Regions from separate parts of the Homo sapiens genome. Here all the other regions are linked to region 2. Evidence: chromatin loops called from intact Hi-C (ENCODE). Cell type or tissue: heart left ventricle. All regions are shown on one strand. Links, peaks and the distances in the headings refer to the core of each region. The heading gives the core; the rest is flanking DNA.

Region 1 (6,366 bases), core at 1,367-6,366, 570 kb after region 2:
GAGATGGAGAGGTGGTGGAGCAAGATGGTGGAATTGAAGCCATTTGTCCACACCTCAGGAGCACCAAATTTTAACAACGATCTGTAAACAGAAAAGCACCATCACAAGAACCAAAAATCAGACAGCATTTGGGGAACTCACAGCACTGAAGGTAAGAATGCAGACCTGGCTGGCTTCGCCACCTGTTTATTGTAGAGCCCTAGGGCCTTGAGTTAAAATAGGTGGTAGTCAGGTAGTAGTTAACAGCAGGCCTTGGGCAAAACCCAGTGCTGTGCTGGCTTTAGGCCTGACCCACCACAGTCCCAGTGGTGGTGGCCATAGGGATGTGTTTGTATCACCACACCCCCAGTTCCAGGCGGTTCAGCACAGAGAGAGAGAGAGAGAGAGAGAGAGAGAGATTCCACTTGTTTGGAGGAAAGTAAGGGAAAAGAACAGCAGTCTCTACCTGGTAACCCAGAAAATTCTTCTGGATATTATCTAAGACCATCAAGACAATACCTCCTACAAGTTTACAAAAACCACAGCAATTATGGTTGGAGCCCAAGTCCCTTTGAATACCTAGAAAGCGTTCCCAAGGAAAGGCACTAACAAGACAAGACCACAAAGACTACAATAAATACCTAACCCTTTAATGCCCAGACACCAACAAACATCTACAGGCCTTGAGACAATCTAGGGAAGCATGACCTCACCAAACAAAATAAGGCACCGGGGACCAATCTTGGGGAAACAGAGATATGTGACCTTTCAGACAGAATTCAAAACAGCTGTTTTGAGGAAACACGAAGAAATCCAAGATAACAAAGAAGGAATTCAGAATTCTATCAGATAAATTTAACAGACTGAAATAATTTAAAAGAATCAAGCAGAAATTCTACATTTGAAAAATGCAACTGACATACTGCTGAATGCATCAGTCTCTTAAATAGCAGAACTGATCAAGCAGAAGAAAATCACTAAGCTTGAAGACAGGCTTATTGAAAATACAGTCAGAGGAGACAAAAGAAAAATAAAGAACAATGAAGCACACCTACAATATCTAGAAAATAGCCTCGAAAGGGCCAATACTAAGAGTTACTGGCTTTAAAGAAGAGGTAGAGAAAGAGATAGGAGTAGAAAAGTTTATTCAAAGGGATAACAAAATGTCCCAAACCTAGAGAAAGATAAACATTCAAGTACAAGAAGGTTATAGAACACCAAGCAAATTTAACCCAAGGAAGACTACCTCCAAAGCTACCTTTTGCGAGTTAATCAAATTCCCAAAAAATCAATGATAAAGAATTCCAAAAGCAGTAAGAGAAAAGAAACAACAGACAACAGAGCTCCAACATGTCTGGCAACAGACTTTTCAGTGGAAACATTACAAGCCAGGAAAGAGTAGCATGACATATTTAAAGGACTGAAGGAAAGAAACTTTTGCCCTAGAATAGTATATATGGCAAAATATCTTTCAAGCATGGAGGAGAAATAAAGAACTTCCAAGACAACCAAAATCAGAGGGATTTCATCAACACCAGACCTGTCCTACAAGAAGTGATAGAGGGAGTTCTTTGATCTGAAAAAAAAAAAAAAAGAATGTTAATGAGCAAACAAGAAATCATCTGAAGATACAAAACTCACTGGTAATAATAAGCACACATAGAAACACAGGATATTATTAACATTGCAACTGTGGTGTGTAAACACTCTTAAGCATAAAGACTAAAGAACCAATTAGAATAACTACAATAACTTTAAGACATAGCACAATAAGAAATTAAGAGAAACAAAAAGTTAAAAAGCATAGGGGTGAAGTAAAAGTGTAGAGTTTTGGCTGGATGCAGTGGCTCATGCCTGTAATCCCTGCACTTTTGGGAGGCCGAGGTGGGTAGATCACCTGAGGTCAGGAGTTCGAGACCAACTTGGCCAACGTGATGAAACCCTGTCTCTACTAAAAATACAAAAAATTAGTTGGGCGTGGTGGTGCGCACCTTTAATCCCAGCTACTTACGAGATCATGCCACTGTACTCCAGCCTGGGCAACAAGAGCAAAATTCCGTCTCAAAAAAAAAAAAGCATAGAGTTTGTATTAGTTTTCTTTTTGCTTATTTGTTTATGCAATTAGTGTTAAGTTTTCATCAGTTTAAAATAACGAGTTATAAGACAGTCTTTTCAAGCCTCATGCTAACATCAAATACAAAAAAAACTACAGATTCATAAAAAATAAAAAGCAAGAAATCAAAGCACCCCAAAGAAAAATCACCTTCACTAGAAGGAAGACAGGAAGGAAGGAAAGAAGAAAGAAGACCACAAAACAACCAGAAAACAAAAAACAAAATGGCACGAATAAGTCCCTACTTATCAATAATAACATTGACTGTAAATGGACTAAACTCTCCAATAAGACACAGTAGCTGAATGGATGAAAAAAGTTAAGACCCAGTGGTCTGTTGTCTACAAGAGACATGGTTCACCTATAAAGCTACACAGAGACCAAAAATAAAGGGATGGAAAAATATATCCCATGCCAATGGAAACCCACAAAAAAAAAAAAAAAAACAAAACAGAACAGGAGTAGCTATACTTACATCAGACAAAATAGATTTCAAGAGAAAAACTGTAAGAAGAGACAAAGAAGCTTATCATATAATGATAAAGGGGTCAATTCAGCAAGAGGATACAATGATTATAAATATATACACACCCAACACTGGGGCAGCCGGATACATAGAGCAAATATTATTAGAGCTAAAGAGAGACAGATTAAAATACAACAGCTGGAGACTTCCACACCCCATTTTCAGCACTGACAGATTTCTCAGGAAGAAAAGTCAGAGACATAGGACTTAATCTGCACTACAGAATGAACCTAATAGAGATCTACAGAACATTTCATCAGATAAAAATTACTAAGAGGAAAATTTACAGCTATAAGTGCCTACATCAAAAAAGAAAAAGAAATAACCTAATGATGTAACTTAAAGAACTAGAAAAGAGCAAACCAAACCCAAAACTAGTAAAAGAAATATAGATCAGAGCAGAAATAAATTTGAAATGAAGAAAATACAAAAGAACAATGAAACAAAAAGTTGGTATTTTGAGAAGATAAACAAAATTGACAAACCTTTAGCCAGACTAACAACGGTGGGGGTGGGGGTAGGGATGAAGACCCAAATAAAATCAGAGATGAAAAAGGGGACATTAAAACTCATAAGAAATTCAAAGAGTCGTTAGTGGCTACTAGGAGCAACTATATGCCAATAAATTGGAAAATCTAGAAGAAATGAATAAATTCCTAGACATATATAACCTATCAAGATTGAACCAGAAAGAAATTAAGAATCTGAACAGCCCAATAATCATAAATATATACACCTACTATGTATCCACAAAAATTTAAAAATTTTAAAACAATGGCACATGCCAGGCACCAGTATAGAACACAGAAGATACAGCTCCCTGAAGCCTGGCTCTTATAAATAAGTCTTAGAATATCACTTTTGAAAATAATTTTCTATATGTCCATTAACCTCTAATTCTTATATTAGATGGGTTCACCGATATTCAATTTATATTGTGATTCATAAACCACACAGGCTACAATAAATATTTGTGTGCACCAAATATCGTATCATCTAAGCAATTCTTTTACAGGCAAACATACCACAATATAAATACAATAAAAGTAATTATATTTATGTCATGATAAATGTACTTGTTTTGACTGAAAGCTGAAGTTAACTAAAATAGTTGAAAGGGCCTTGGGTAAACCTTTGCTGTCTCGTAAACTAGCCATGGCACAAGCCTGACAGCACAAAGAAATCCACAGCAGTGAGGTTATTTCAGTCACAGGCAGCCTCAGCAGCTTCAGTGGCTGAGTCAGACGACCTTTTCTGACAGCACGTGCATGCCAGGCTGCTTGCAGGAGACAAAGCATCAACAGTCTCCTGAGTGAAGCACTCTCATCCCTCCCCATAGGTTTTCTATTACAGGCTCCTTCAAAAAAAAACAGAAATAGGCCATTTCCAGAGAAACTTAGATGGTAGGTTATGCACACAGAAGACTAGCAGAGGGGCTCATAGGGAGTTGAGAGCTTAACACAATAACAGGATTCCTCCTGAGAAACAGCCAAATTAGTTCCCTTTGGAAGACTCAAGAGTCCTTGCTACTCCTTGTCATACACATGGAAGGCAACACCCAAGAGTCATTCCCTGGCTGGTTTTGCACTTGAACTTGTAAAGTTTATCAGGGAAGACTTCACCCTCACTCAAAGAGAGGGAGGTCCAGAAATAACACTGTCTGGACTGAAAAGAGAAACATCTCTCTAGCATGTGTGGCAATATGCGCCCATGTGCACTATTTTTCCCAAGTAGCTACCTAGGTCCATAAGAGGGGTAGGAAGATACAGCCAGCATCAACTGTGTCACAACTTTGTGGGGAAGCATGCAAATGGCTGCACATTTTAAGAAATATGAATGTAATGTTCATATTGGTTTTGTTAAAAACAGACATAAGTGATCACCTCTATGGTTTTACACAACTCATAAGTTTATCTAGAAAAGTGGTCCCCAGCTTTTTTGGCTGGTACTAGGGATCAGTTTTGTGGAAGACACTTTTTCCACAGATGGGGGTTGGGCAGGGACGTGGTTTTGGGATGAAACTGTTCCACCTCAGATCATCAGGCGTTAGTTAGATTCTCATAAGGAGCGAGCAACCTAGATCCCTCACATGCAGAGTTCATAACAGGGTTCCCACTCCTATGAGAATATAATGCCAGGGCTGATCTAACAGGAGGCAGAGCTCAGGCAGTAATGCTCACTCACCCACCACTCATCTCCCACTGTGCGGCCCAGTTCCTAACAGACCATGGGCCAGTACAGGTCCATGGCCTGAGGGTTGGGGCCCTTGGTCTAGAACACATCTGAAAACAAAACTTTGCCAAAAAGGACTAATGTTTCCCTTTTGCAGAGTCTAGAAATAAGTAACATCAAGGACAATTTGATTTTCTTTTAAATTCACAATAAACATACTCATTTACTTCTTGATGTAAAACATTTGCTGTAAATTATATAATTTAAAAATTATAAACAAAAAAGCAAGATGTATGTTCCTTTGCCACCCTGCTTCTAAATCCAAAACAAATTTAAGATGCCTAAGGGAATCTTAGTACTTTAAATATTTATAGTTCTATCCTCTTTAAAACTCAAGTCAAAACTCAAATCACCAGGGAGAAGAAAGGTTGAGAAGATGCAGCATTGTGGAGTGGGAAGATGCTGGCACAGAGCTTTAGGAGACAAGCTCTAATCCAGATTCCACAATTCAAAAGAAAGGAGATGAGCTAAGAGTTCTTTATTTAAGAAAAAAAAAAAAAGACGCCGTTGACTATGTTATATAGGGTGTAGTCACACTGTTATGCCTCCCACTGCTTAAGATACTATAGTACTAGAACAGACATTCAGTCACCACATTTAGAGAAATATGTAAAAAGCTTAAAGGTCAAAGAGGCTAGACAATCGAATGAAAAGAGTCCAAGAGAAAGACTGAATGAATGCACGGGGCCACTGAACACAGGATGATGCCTTTCTCAAAGACATCTCTAAGGTAGATGGTACTAGAACAAAAAAAAAAAAGACTACAATTGAAATAATTGTCAAGGAAGGTCTGGGATAGAAAAATAAGCTGGGCAAAAAAAAAAAAAAACTCCTTATTTGCTTGTATCTAATAGTTAGCAATGAAATGGACTACTTCTGGAGATTCAATATCTTCCAAGAGTTTAAAGCATCCATTGATAGATAACATGGAAGCATTTCATTACATAATGGAAAAGAGTAGACAGCCTGGAATCAGTTTCTCTGTGGGTCTCTCCTGGTTCCACCTAAGCTGTGTGACATTGGGTATATAACTTAACCTCTCTATGCCTTAAAGTCATCATCTCTAAAATAAAGATAATTATTATTCCTATCTCATAGGACTATTGTGAGAATTTAAAATAATGCACATAAGGAATACGGTAGTGACTAATACATCATAAATGCCTGAATAGTAGCTAACATTATTGGCATTTTGCATGCAGAAGAATATGCAGTTAACTTAATGATCCCTGAAGATTCCTCTTAAATGTTGCACTTCAGAGACCAGCTTATAATCATCCATCCCACTATGACTCCCATAAAAGAAAGCAAGATAGGGCTTGAAAAGTCATAGCAACCTGGAGGCCAGCGCAGGTAACGGAGTGCATAGGGTATAGCACAGAACAGGGGGCTGGAGGTCCAGGGTACTCACTGGACTCAAAATACAAATCACAAAGCCAAAACAGAGTTTCACATCAGAAAATGCCCAATCTAGGCACTAACCCCAATTCCAAATTATTTTCCACTTTTGAGAGCA
Region 2 (7,856 bases), core at 1,189-6,188:
CAATAATACTTACAAGGCTCTGGGTTTTAGCACCTCAGCGGGCAAAGAGATGCTGTACCAAAATGTCTTCATAGGCAGGCAGATCTGTGAGATGCAGAACATGCTGGCCTGGCCTGCCCTGTGAAGTAAACAAGTCCCTTAGCCTCTTTTTGTCCCAGATTCCTTGTCCATAAAAAAAAGGGTTGAATATCTTATCTTCCTAGTCACTTTCAGTTCCAGAGTTTTATGACTCTTTAAGAACAGATTAAAACGTGGTCAAAGTAATATATAAACAAATTGTACAGATGCATATTTTAAATTCTTAAGAAAATATTAATAAGTTCTTCAAAGACACTCATTTAAATACGAATTATTTATGAGCTAATTAAAACTCATAGAGTCACATCACTTTAGATATGAAAGAAACCTTCAGTGTTCCACACATCACTGTATATCATGATTATTTGTGAATGTGTCCCTTCCTTGAAAGCTTTTGAGGACATAAATAGTCTATGTTTCTTTGTATCATCAGTGCTTATACCAGTAAAGATATAGAGTGTTTACTAAATAAAAATTAGTTGAGTAAATTTTGCAGATAAACAGAAACTTGAAAATATCTGCTAAACTACTCAAAGTTTCACACATAGCTAGAATAAAACGTCTCCCTCTTCTGATACCCAATGCAGAGACAGCTGATTTCTTCTTAAGGCTAAATTGTGATGTTTTCTAAAATGTATCATCGGTAATAACATTTACTTATAAAAACAGGTCTTCTGAGGACTTCAAGGCAGGACCAATAGAACTGAGCAGAGAGTAAAGCGCACAAAAAACATTTAGTAACTATTGATTGATTGATTGAAACATGAATCAAATTACTCTTATCTTCTTAAAAGTAATAAAGTTATATCTCTGTGGTAGCCATCCCAAGATGGCTGCCTTTCTTTCTCCTGTGCCTGTATTATGTGCTATTCCCTTACCAAGAGATGAAGCTTATTCCGCCACATCCTTGAATCCCACCCTGCCACTGATTTAACCATTAGAGTACTGACACTATATCAGGTCTGGTCCTGACCTTTGGGAGTATAACAGCTTTCACCTTGGTCTCTTGGAGGCCAGAGCCACCATACATAAAGTTCACCTTCAGTGCTGAAGAGGTACTTAGACTACATGGAGAGAGAGAGAGGCCCATCTTAGCCCAAACTTCCAGCCACCCCCACCCTGGCTCTTGGAATGCGAAGAAAGCTGCCTCAAACCCTCCAGAACAGCTCATCTAGCTAAATATCGCAAAGTGACCACAGTCAATGCCTCAAGGAGCAGAAGAATTATACAGCTGAGTCCCGCTTGAATTAAAGTCAGATAAAATATTGAGATATAATAAAAGATTATTGTTCTAGATTACTTAGTTTGGGGGTAGTTTATTATGAAACAATAAATAACTGGAACACTTCTTTATTGAACAAGTATATAATTTTACTTTTCTATTTTTCTATATTAGGAAATTAGAAAATAATTCTAATTTTCTGTAAGTAAAATTTTGCTGACCCCCCTACTCTTATCCCAAATAAATACAAGTTAGAAAGATTTAATAATGCTAATTTCAAGCTTTGCTATGTTAAGAATATGTCCAGGATATCAGCATTAAGAAAAGCTATAGCTAGCTTCTTTATTTTATAGAAAGGAAGTTAATTGTAATGTGATTTATGGTGCATAAGCTACAGTATCAATTTCTTTCCCCATAAATGTGCCCTACCTTTTACAGAGAAGCCAATTGAAGCAGTAAAAATTTGTCTTAGTACAGGCATTTATTTGGCCAAAAGAATCCTGAAAGAATGACTGTTGTATGTAAGCTGTTTCAGTCCCTTTCTTCCCCTTTTCCTTATCCTTTATTTAATATTTCCATTTTCATTTTAGACTCCTAACTCACTTATGTATGGATTCTTTCAGGAAATCTTTATTGAATGCCTGCATTCCTGATACAGTCCTAGGCACTGAAAAAAAGGGTATGATTACTAAGAGATAGTCATGTACATCAAAGAATGTGAATTCTATTACAGGAGAAAAATATATTAATGCACAGTGTCCACAGGGTACAATAAGTATAAAATTGAAGTAAGTGCAAAGGTGAATGAGAACTTAGTGCCTACAACAGTAGGGGAAGTTATCCCACAGAAGGTAAAGTTGGGTCTTGCAAGATAAATTTTGCAGACAAAAAACAATAGAGACATTTCAGGCAGAGAGAATGACATCTGTAAAAGCATGAGAAAGTAAGGCAAAAATGGCAAAACTTCCATTGTTAATATAGCAAAGAATTGACAGGAGGGCAGGGGAATAATAAGAGATAAATAATGGGCTACAACAGTTGTGGGCTGAGGGCAAAGAGTGAAGAATGCATGCCATGAGCTGACAGTCAATTAATGTTTACCCAGTGCTCCCTACAGGGCCTACTAAGTGGGTAGCATGCCCACCACCACCTCCAACTGATTAGACCTGGCCTGCAGCTAGTTCATCTTTTGGCTTGAATGTGACCAAGCAGTTTCTCCTGCTTGGGCATTTGTCTTACTAGATAAGGTCAATGACTGTACCTGGTCATATAGTATGCTTAATTAAATGGTTATGTAGGCATGACGTCAGTTCTGGTGTCATGGCAAGCCAGGACCACAAGCAAGTGGGCAGCAGAAGCACTATAGACTTGCTGAGTCTGTGGATAGGAAAATGGAACTGACATGCTGAGAAAGGCAGAAATGAAGGACCATGTGATCACAGTAAACATTAGAGTGAGACAGAGCCATTAATAGATCCATGAGAAGAAGATCATATCTGGGAGAAGGGTGTGAGATTATACAGTCAGACCAAAGGTAGCAGAGACATCAGCCAGATGGGGACTTGGTTTCATCCATTGGCTCTGACAGTTACTTCTGACTTCAGAAAGAGTGCTTCTCAGGTAACCTGATGTCAGAATCTAGACACTATCATTAGGAGTCTGAGTCTACATGGAGTGTCTATGAAATAAGGCAAATAAAGTATAATGTATACTGATGATTTCCTATTGACTAAGGTGATGGGGAATGGCTGCAAGGATGAAGAAATTCAAAGCACATTCAAATGGGACACCTCTCTCTAATTATGTTATGATGGGCTGGCTTTCCCTTTCTTCCACTCAAGTCCTCGTATTTTGAGGAATGATTTGAGCTCTCCATTCTTCTGAGATGTGTTGCTTTCTCTTTTATCAATGATCACAGCTAACGCTGGTAATGTTCCATTGACTTAATCTACTTAAAACTCAGCAAGGGCTGGGTGTAATGGCTTACTTGAGGCCAGGAGTTCAAGACCAGCCTGGGCAACATAGTGAGATTTCATCTCTAATTTAAAAACAAAAAACAAAAACAATCCAATAAAACTCAGCAAGTCCTCACTTTAGTCTAAGTAGTGTTCATACATTGAAATACTGGACACAGGACCTCAGAAAACTTCACTTTTTTAAAGAAAATAGTGTAGCATGAGGCTGTGAAAAGCTGGAGTGAAGTAAGCTAGGTTTTGCATTGTGATTTTCTTACCCTTGGGATCTTCAGACTATGGTTCTGGAGGGTGCTTAATGTAGGCTATGGTGGTGTATCTAGTAGAACAAATGCCTAAAATATAACAAGAATTTCCTTGTTGATGGGATAGCTGTTGATGCCTTATCCACAGCTGTCCTTGGATTCTCTTTTTTTCTGGTGATACAGAAGAGCAGGAAGAAAGGGTGTAACAAGTAATCCATGGGAGCAGCAGGTATCTTTAAGGGGGTCCAAAAGCTGCTTGAGATCCACTGCCTGTTGTCATATCACGTCCACCCTTCAAAGGATCCAAGGCCTAAAATCTTTGAGAAAAACAGTTCTTGACTTTAGAGCAACAGTAGAAATCTTTACTTCTTTTCCAATACCGTTTAGAAGAAGAAATTAGAAAAGGGGGAAAAAAATCAAGCAATGAGCAATGACCAAAGGAAGGAAAACAACAACAACAAAAGAAAGTCCTCTGAGGAAGATCAGAGTTGAGTTTTATATGTTTATTACTGGCTGAGATATAATGGCACTTGAAACCACAGAGCTGCTTTCCCTAGTTGATATATTAGCCGAGTACCTGAAGTCTGACTGCCCTTTGCTTACCACCAGGGTGCACCAGTGTACACAGTATTCCAAACTTCTAACTCATCAGGGTTTGTTAGCCTTTAATAACTGGGCTAGTCAAAAGTTACTCACTTTTGAAAAAGACCATTTGGAGGGAATTGAACCTGTAAGATACTGTTTATCAAGCCACAATTCTGAAATCCTCTGGATTTTAAAAATTACATCTACAGTCTGCTTTGCTACAACAAGTATTTTAAAATGAAAGTTAACTCACATGCATTGGTAATCAGGGGAATTATGTAGCACAACAGGGCAGACAAATTGAACCAAACATGATTTTTCCCAGTATGTCCATCATTTGACATGATCAAGGGTAAGTTTCCTCACAGTTAAATAAAATAAAACTGTAATGACATTTGCAGATCTTAAAAAAAAAAAAGTTGAAAAATCTCAAAATGTCTTCTGTTTAGTCCAAGATAGCAGCTGGTTAATGGCCTTAAGAACTGCTATGCTGTCCACTGTGCTAAACTATCTGAGGGTAGCGTAAGTGAAGATTAGAACCTGGAAAGACATTTCCCTGTGTTAAAACAAAATGACAACAACAACAAAATACATTCCTGAATCATATTTTTATTTTGGATGTAACTGGCTTGTATTAAAGCAACTGTTTTTAAAGCCCTCCATTTCCAAGAAGAGAGCTTTAGACACCGGAGGGTAAACTGATTCAGGTTCTAGGGCGAAGGCAAGTGGAGATTTAACTCTGCTAGTGTTCGCTTTAGGATTGTTACTGCTTTTGTTAGTGCCCTGGCCAAAAAGTGCTGTAGGTTTTGAGGGATCTGTTTCTCACACTGTTTTTCTCCATGAACCCTATTATGTTTAATGCATGATTTTGAAAAATGTGAGAATGCACGTATATATAGTGATATGGCAGAAACACCTGTGCCGAGAATTTTTCTTAAACATTTGCTTAACCCTTACTAAATGCCAGATGTTTTTCAAAATATTTTATATACATTAACCTATTTAATCCTCAGAACAATTTAATGAGGTTGGTTCATTACTGTCTTCTTTTTTACAAATGGACAAAATAAGGCAAGGGAGAATAAATGAACAGCAAAAGGATGAATGTTTTAAAAGAATGTGAATCTGGATGGGTAGGAGGAGGAGGTCCTATTCTTTAAGTTATGCCCATGGGAGGGCTCTCTTAAATGGTGAGTTTGCTGGGAAATAAGGTTTCATTAGAATGAGGCTATGTAGAAGGTAGCATACAACCTCATTTGATGAAAACTGGTTTTTAAGCTTTGCCACATGTGTTTAAATGCACAAGCCATTTCGTTTTTAACTCAGTGAGGCACATATTCCTCTTTCCAAACTTTTCATCAAGTTGTCAGTAGATATTCCATATGAAGTAATGCTATGTGTGATGAACTACAGTGATTGCACAAATTCATATCTCTAAAACTGGTTATTATGGTAACTTAGAGTTTATTAACTGCATCTCCCTTTCCTCCCTCCCTTTCTTCCTTCCTTTTTAACTCCTAAGTTAGATTACCTACTGAGATTGGCTAAGTACAAAGTCAGGCCAGACATGGAATATGGAGACCCTATAAATCTCTGGTATATAAGCTTCTAAAAGGCTCACTTGATTACTTCTTTACATGAGAAATTGCTGCTTATAAAGAAATTCTTTTAGAAATTGATTTAATGTGAGTAAATAAAATTTCAATGGTAAATAAGCATTGTGTGTGAGCTGTCTATGGTACAAGCTTCAGACACCAGCAAGCAGAATGTGGTAGGTCATATTATCCTCAGCTGCCTTTCTGTGAATCTGAAGATTATTGAAAACGATTCTTGTTTCCATAATGAGTTCATAATGCAACAAAGAATGACAAGAGTTTACCATATCACTCTGATTGTATTCTGGGACTCTGGAAAGAGAAAATTCCATCATTGAATTACCATTTTATTTGACATTTCATAATGAAATGAGAATGCATAAAAATAGGAAAATAATGCATGTAAATTGATAAAGAAAGAAAAGTATGACATTGTATTTTACAATTCCCCCTTCCATTCTTTGTAACAAAATGCTTTTTTGATTTATTTTTAAATTTTCCATTTGGTGCCAAGTACCTGAGTGTTAGTTATACTGCCAAGAACCTGAGGGTTAGCTACACTCTTCTTTTGAGAACAAATTTGGACTTTAAGGCATCCCAGTAGTTACAGATTAGTGTTTAGCAAAATGTAGGCTAAGAATTATGTCTATCAGAATCACCTGAAGTGCTTGTTAAAAAACATAAATTCTTAAACCACAGTCCTATTTACTAAACTACAATATTTGGATGTGGGGGTCTAGATCTGAACTGTTTTTTTTTTTTTGTTGTTGTTGTTTTAAACGGAGTCTCACTCTGTCACCCAGGCTGGAATGCAATAGCGTGATCTCAGCTCACTGCAACTTCTGCCTTCCACCTCCCAAGTTCAAGCAATTCTCTTGCCTCAGCCTCCCAAGTAGCTGGGACTACAGGCACATGCTACCATGCCCGGCTAATTTTTTGTATTTTTAGTAGAGCTGGGGTTTCACCGTGTTAGCCAGGATGGTCTTGATCTCCTGACCTTGTGATTTGCCTGCCTCGGCCTCCCAAAGTAATCCTCACGCCTGGGATTACAGGCGTGAGCCACTAGGCTCGGCCTACCTCAACATTTTTTACAAGGTTCTTATGGCTTTTACACACACTAAAATTTTGTGTGTGTAAAATTTGGGTTTAAATCACTGATTTAGAAAATCCAGAGAATTTACAATAGGTATAGTTGTTGCAGCCAGGCAAAAAAAGCCATTGATTGATTAATTACTATAGATCCCAAGTTTTTTTCTGATTAGACAGGCTTTGTTTCTTTTTTTTTTTTTCTTTTAATTTGCAGTTTATTGAGTTTTATGTTTAGCCTTAAAAGGTCTTATCTTTTCCAAGATTATAAATAATACTCTTATATTGTTACATTTAAAGTTTTGATTCCCTTGTAAGTTATTTTTGTGAAAAGAGTAAAGGAAACATCCAGTTATATTTATTTTTCAAATGGCTGACCATTATCCCATCTCCATTTATTAATACAAATTAAGAGAATCAAATAATCTACTTAGTCATTTGAAGACTGAGGACCAAGTCAACAAATCAAAATCCAGTTGTGCAACCAATCTCAGAGGTCTTGTTTGACTGAAAAATGATATTGTAAACAGCCTATACCCAAAGTTTGTCAGGATAGTCAAATTAATTTATGAGTGCAGAAAGAGCCTTAAAACAATCACTACCATCAAGATTGTAGAAATGTTTAGGTTTATCCTAAAATCTTTAGTTGCAGAAGAGGAAACCTCCAAATTAAATATTGATACATGCAGGACCATGCTAAGTGTAAGAGACCCTTTTCAGTAGTTGTTTGACTTCTAAGCAGACTTTTGACATTGCTGAATACTCCTTTTCGAAACAGTCTCTTCTGTTGGTTTCTGTGATTTAACATTGTGTACGTGAAGGTGGCTGCACTTGGTGGCTTAACATAATTAAAGTTAATTTCTCACTCATGTTAAGTCCAATAGTGTTTTTCCCCAGGGGATGGGGAAGTTTTCTGGCTTCTTTTGGAGGCTGACATGAACTGACTAGATGGAGAAGAGAGAAATTGTTATGGGAAGATCTTACGTATCAGCTTTGAGAGTGGCGTTTATCACTATTGCTCTCATTCCATTAGTTAGGATTCAATCGTATAGCAATACCTAACTGCCTGGGA
Region 3 (6,366 bases), core at 1,367-6,366, 360 kb before region 2:
GAAATGGAATTGTATATTGAGAATTTAAGATGAGTCTATGGCATCTGGAATTTATGCAGTTGGAGCTGAATAAAAAATATTTCTTTCAGGAGTCAGGATCTTTGTCTCTGTGACAAAATTTCTTCCACACAAATCACTAAAGCTTTGAACAAAAGATGCGGAAGCTTTGTCTCTGGAAACCACCATTAATTTATGAGGGGAGGATAGGGGTTGTCTTTATTATTCCAGTGCTTTGGATATAGGAAGAAAAAGTCATTAAAGCTAGAAAATCTTCACTAATGGAATGTTTACTTATAAAATTATTCTTAACTCAAATTTTCTTTCCCGCTTAACATTTATTCTACCTCACTCATAATGCACTAGCAGCTAGTGTTAGAATATTTGGTCCAACAATACAAATAAAACTGTAGCTCAATTTTTTTTTTTTTTTTTTTTTTGAGATGGAATCTCACTCTGTCTCCCAGGCTGGAGTGCAGTGGTGCGATCTCAGCTCACTGCAACCTCCGCCTCCTGGGTTCAAGTGATTCTTCTCTCTCAGCCTCCTGAGTAGCTGGGACTACAAGTGCATGCTACCATGCCTGGCTAATTTTTTTGTGTTTTTAGTAGAGACGGGGTTTCACTGTATTGTCCAGGCTGGTCTCGAACTCCTGACCTCTTGGTCCGCTCGCCTTGGCCTCCCAAAGTGCTGGGATTACAGGCATGAGCCACCGCGCCTGGCCAACTGTAGCTCAGTTTCAATAGGAAATCTAAAATCTTGCAAAATAAGCAGCATTTTATTAAATGTATGAAGGTGATGTTGGGGACTTGCTAGAATCAATGCAAAGCTATGGGAAAATAAAGACCTGGTAGAATAAGACAAGATAAAAAGCAAAGGAGAGAAAATGGATGTGGATAATGACCCTGAGAAGAACTTTCCAACACAGTGATCTGATTATCAAAGGATTAAGTGAAGTTCTTGAGAAAATTAGTGATGTCCTCAAATATGTTTACAAAAATTGATATTCTTTCTGATTATTCTGTGAAAGTTAAGCATGAAGGGATGACTATTGGGTTGTATTAGGCTGTACTTTGGGGAAAAATTCTACTCCAGAACATTCTATTTAGATTTTGAGTGACAGAACTGCATTTAAATATTTTCTTTCATAAAATATTTAATCTCAAAGTCTGGCATATAACACCTTTTAAGAGAATCATGAAAACATCCACTTAGTTTAGTAGATTGAAACAAGAAGGAGGCTCATCCCTTGCCTTACAGAGTCTCCTTTGGTTGAAAATCACTTAAACATTGAACTGAGAACATTTGCTGTGTTTCCTGATTTATAGATATGTTTCTAAGAAACATATCTATAACTTCCAAACAGTCCCAGCTGGCTGTAGCTAAGGCTGTGTAATTGATAAGATGCATCTGGTTTCAAGGCACAGATTAAGTACAAGGTCAGGCTCTTGCTGTCGTTGGAGAATCCGGTTGGGGTAGGAGCTAAATCTCAGGACCACTTGCTCTATATATGAGTGCCAAGATAATCTAGAGCAGGGAGAGGCAGAGAGGCAGGCAGCCTGCTGGGCTCTTCCTGCTGTTGAAAACTTACCCGGCCCTTACAGAGGAAATCTTCCTCCTCTCTTCTGCCCTGAATGTTTTCCCAAACATGAAGGTAAGACAATAAATTCATTACTTTTGTAAATGAAGCTATCTTTTCAAATGAACGGGGGTAATATAAATGTAATTTAAACGAAGAGGTGTAATACCTAACTGAAAGACATCAAATAAATAGAAGGCCAGAGGAAAATACAGAAGAAAAAGACCTGGGGGTGATGTTTAGAAATCCTTATTTAAACATATTTAACAGTTCAGCCAAAGTGAATTCCTTTTTCTTATCTTGTGGTGAAATTATAGGTCCAGAGGTCTGGGAATCAGGAATTGGAGACAATGTTTATGAAAGTCCCGATAAAGTCATAAAGAAATACAATAGTACTATTGTTATTTCTTGGGAAAAACTTTCCTCTGGTGTATTTTTTTTTTTTTTTTTTGCTTGTTTGGATTAGGAGCCATGCAGTAGGGTCCTGCGATTTATCTAAGAGCTAATAGAAAAGCAAATTTGCAGGCTTGGAACTTGAGAATTTGAAATCCTGGATGAAAGAGTCAGCATTGTGAGAATAGAAGATATGAGTAGATGGAATAAAACTAAAGGTCTACCAAGTATACATGTTGGCCCAATGCAAAAAGGCCAAATATTAAAAAACAAAACAAAACACAACCAAAAAGCTATTCAACAAAAGATAAGACCAAAGATAGAAATCGCTATCATAGACTAAATCTCTGGAATGCAAAAATAAGTTGAGATTGCTATTCAAATTTTATTATTGTAAATTTTGGTATTTAAACTTTAAAAATGTTGCATTGTAAGACTGTAGGAATAATTTCACAGATCTGTCAGTGGCTAGATTGCTTCCATAGTCACTGTATTGTCCATTGGGGCACCGAATCCAAGCTCGCTCATTATTGGGGTTAGAGGAGGAGCAAGATATGGATCTTGATTAAGCCATGCCTTCTGTGAAATTAAATAATTAAAATTAAACACAAATAACAAAGTTAATTTGTTTAAAGTTATGATGGGCAGTCATAAAAAAGAATGAAATCATGTCCTTTGCAGCAACATGGAGGCAGATAGAGGTCATTATCCTAAGAAAATTAACGCAGGAACAGACAATCAAATACCCCATGTTCTTAATTTTTAAGTGGGAGCTAAATATTGGGTACTCATGGGCATAAAGATGGCAACACTAGACACTGCACTCCAGCCTGGGCAATAAGGTGAGACTCTCTCTCAAAAAAAAAAAAAACAAAAAAAAAACAAGAAAAGAAAATGATGCTCTTCTGAAAGTTATCTAGCCAAAATGTTTTTTCCTAATATTTGTGTTAACTATTAATCTTTTACTTTATTTTACAATAAGAAATCTTAATAATTGCTTTGTGCTTAAAAACATGTTTACAATCATTATTATAATATTTTACTGCTGTAATAATAAATATACTTCTATCCTTTAATTAGTTGACAAAATATCAACAAATAAAGCAATTAATTTTTTAAAAATTTTACATATAGGGGCTTTCCAGCAAAAATTGGGAAGCCTGATAGACAAGTTCTAAAACAACTGTAACACTAAAGCAATTATTTCACTCCAAGTCGCATGTAGAGTTCTTACCTGTATTTGAAAGTGGACATTCATATTTTTACAGTAAACCTGAAGGACATGCTTTGGTGATATGTGACAAAGAAGGGACACTTGTGAAAGCCTTGGGCTATCAAGAAGCTAGAAATGGTTTCTATGTCAGACTTTTTAAGAGGAAGCAATGTTTTGGCCCCACAGCCCCCACGTGAACTAAATTCAGAGAGACAGTCACAGGATTCCCTTTGGTTCTCTCTGTGTTCTTGGATAGGAAATAACTTGGATCTGAGGTGTTGGAGAAGGATGTCAGGGACAAGGGACTTCCCTCGGAGCTGGCTGTGGCCCAGCCATTTGTTCCGTCCCTCCAGGAGAGAGCTGAGCTTGGGGCCTGTGAATCTAGGGAATGGTCGTCACAGTGCCCAAGCACAGTGATGGTCAAGCACAGTAATGTCTCAAATCAGGATTGTAGCTGGGACATACTGGAAGAAGGAGGTAGAGCTAATGCTCATTCATTGATGATAAAGAGGAGAAGATAATTCAGGGGAATGTAGTTCCAGCTTAGCTACATTGACACAGAACAAAAATACCACACACTTTTTCTTTCTTTCTTTTTTTTTTTTTTTTGAGACAAAGTCTCACTCTGTTGCCCAGGCTGGAGTGCAGAGGTACGATCTCTGCTCACTCCAACTTCCGCCTCCTGGGTTCAAGCGATTCTTCTGCCTCAGCCTCCTGAGTAGCTGGGGCTACAGGCGTGCGCCACCATGCCTTGCTAATTTTTGTATTTTTTTTTTTTTTTTAGTAAAGATGGGGTTTCACCATATTGGCCAGGCTGGTCTTGAACTCCTGACCTCATGATCCACCTGCCTTGGCCTCCCAAAGTGCTGGGATTACAGGCATGAACCACCACGCCCGGCCCCACATACTTCTTCAACCAAGCAATTCTTTTATAGAGTCAGTTCAGATGTATGTCTATCACTGTCATTCACATGATTTATTTGTGTTTGTTCTATCTCTCTTGTTCATTTATAAGGTATTTTTTCCAAAGGTAATTATCCTAAGGCTAGCCAAATTTCAAGAAATGCTTTTGGTTAGTAGATTCACTTTGTATAACATGAACAGAACTGGTCTTGTAATAAGCAGACCTTGATGGGTTATAATGAGTATGTATATGAAGAAGGTGATGACAAAGGCATCCATGATGATAAAAAGTATATTTCCTAAAATTTCATTGAAATTCTTTATTTTAAAAAATGCTTTTAAATTTGAGACAAGATCTTGCTCTGTTGCCCTGGCTGGAGTGTAGTGGTACAATTATGGCTCACTGCAGCTGCTACATCCTGGGCTCAAGTGATCCTCCCACCTTAGTCTTCTGAGTAGCTGGGACTACAGGTGCCCGCCACCATGCCTGGCTAATTTTTGTATTTTTTGTTGCAACAGGCTGGCCTCAAATTCCTGGGCTCAAGTGATCCTACCACTTTGTCCTCCCCAAATGCCAGGATTACAGGCATGAGCCACCAAACCTGGCTGAAATTATTTTAAAACACCTGTGACAGAATGTTAGAAATAATTATTTTCATTATCCACATTTTGGCTGAGAGTCAAAGGCCAAGAACAAGTACTCAAGATTTTTTGAAATTTTATGGTTTTTTTTGGAAATTTTATTCATTTAGTTATTTTATTTGTATACATTTAAGGGGTACAAGTGCAATTTTGTTACATGGATATATTGGGTAGTGTTGAAGTCTGGGCTTTCAGTGTATCTATCTTCCAAATAATGTACATTGTACCCATTAAGTAATTTCTCATCACTCTTCCCCTTTCTATCCCCAACTCTTCTGAGTCTCCAATGTCTATTATTCCATACTTTTTGTCCATGTGTACACATTATTTAGCTCCTACTTGTAAGTGAGAATATGAGGTACTTGATTTTATGTTTCTAAGTTGTTTCACTTAATATAATGGCCTCTAGTTCCATCCATGCTGCTGCAAAAGACATGGTTTCATTCTTTTTTAAAAAATTGAACAGTATTTCATTGTGTATATACTGCATTTTCTTTATCCAATCATCTGTTGTTGGACACTTAGGTTGCTTCTATATCTTTGCTATTGTGAATAGTGTTGAGATAAACATACGAGTACGGGTATCTTTCTGATATAATGATTTCTTTTCCTTTGGGTAGATACCCAGTAGTGGGATTGATGGATCCGATGGTAGTTCAATTTTTAGTTCTTTGAGAAATCTCCATACTGTTTTTTATGGAAGTTGTACTAATTTACATTCCCACCAATAGTATATATTGGTGGGAATATATACTATTCCCTATTCTCACTTATCTCTGCATTCCTACCAACAACTGTTATTTTTTGACATTTTTAAAGAGAGATGGTGTCTTGCTCTGTTATCCAGGCTGGAGAGTAATGGTGCAATCATAGCTCACTGCACCTTTGAATTCCTGGGCTCAAGTGATCCTCCTGCTTCAGCCTCCTGAGTAGCTGGCACTATCTGGGCATGTGCCACCATGTGCAAATATATATATATGTATATTTTGTATATTTATATATTTTAAGATGGAGTCTTGCTCTGTCACCCAGGCTGGAGTGCAGTGGCATGATCTCGGCTCACTGTAATCTCCACCTCCTGGGTTCAAGCGATTCTCCTGCCTCAGCCTCCCAAGTAGCTGAGACTACAGGTGCGTGCCAACATGCCTGGTTAATTTTTTGTATTTTTAGTAGAGATGGGGTTTTACCGTGTTAGTCAGGATGGTCTTGATCTCCTGACCTCATGATTTGCCCGCCTCAGCCTCCCAAAGTGTTGGGATTACAGGCGTGAGTCACTGCGTCCGACCGCCCCAAATAATTTTTTAAGAATTATTTTTTGTAGAGACAGAGTCTTACTATGTTGCCTAGGCTGGTCTCAAACTTCTGGCTTCAAGCAATCCTCCTGCCTTGTCCTCTCAAAGTGTTGGGATTACAGGTGTGAGCCATCACATTCAGCCAGTTTTTTTACTTTTTAATAGTAGCCATTCTGACTGTGTAAGATGATATCTCCTTGTGGTTTTAATTTAATTCTCTGATGATTAGTGATGTTGAGCACATTTTCATATGCTTGTGAGCCATTTGTATGTCTTTGAAAAATGTCTATTCATGTCCTTTGCCCACTTTTTAATGTTTTTGTTGTTGTTGTTTTTGTTGTTATCATTG

What was found. Hi-C counts contacts between places; a loop is a spot of excess contacts. Peaks named below come from ENCODE experiments on the same cell type or tissue, not always from the same donor. Only the 100,000 strongest peaks of a DNase experiment are listed, where the experiment ranks them.
Region 1: a loop joins it to region 2, with 4 times the contacts of the local background. A loop is called at or near these places in 51 of 110 quality-filtered maps.
Region 3: a loop joins it to region 2, with 3 times the contacts of the local background. A loop is called at or near these places in 39 of 110 quality-filtered maps.

Annotation. Positions count from the first base shown.
Region 1 is chr5:41,831,967-41,838,332 of GRCh38, forward strand. All of the region lies in intron 7 of OXCT1 (3-oxoacid CoA-transferase 1), which reads right to left. Among named protein-coding and RNA genes, the nearest start is that of OXCT1-AS1, 35 kb to the right of the region's middle. In heart left ventricle, for the core only: no CTCF peak of the experiment used is centred there; a DNase peak (open chromatin) is centred at 3,855; H3K27ac peaks cover 2,458 bases.
Region 2 is chr5:41,266,478-41,274,333 of GRCh38, forward strand. No RefSeq gene overlaps it. Among named protein-coding and RNA genes, the nearest start is that of C6, 57 kb to the left of the region's middle. In heart left ventricle, for the core only: a CTCF peak has its summit at 4,121 (motif pointing right); no DNase peak of the experiment used is centred there; H3K27ac peaks cover 648 bases.
Region 3 is chr5:40,907,968-40,914,333 of GRCh38, forward strand. C7 (complement C7) reads left to right here and starts at 1,530. Exons shown (of 18, transcript NM_000587.4): 1 at 1,530-1,649. The coding sequence starts at 1,644. It also overlaps the pseudogene RNU7-161P. In heart left ventricle, for the core only: no CTCF peak of the experiment used is centred there; a DNase peak (open chromatin) is centred at 3,504; H3K4me3 peaks cover 4,640 bases; H3K27ac peaks cover 1,965 bases.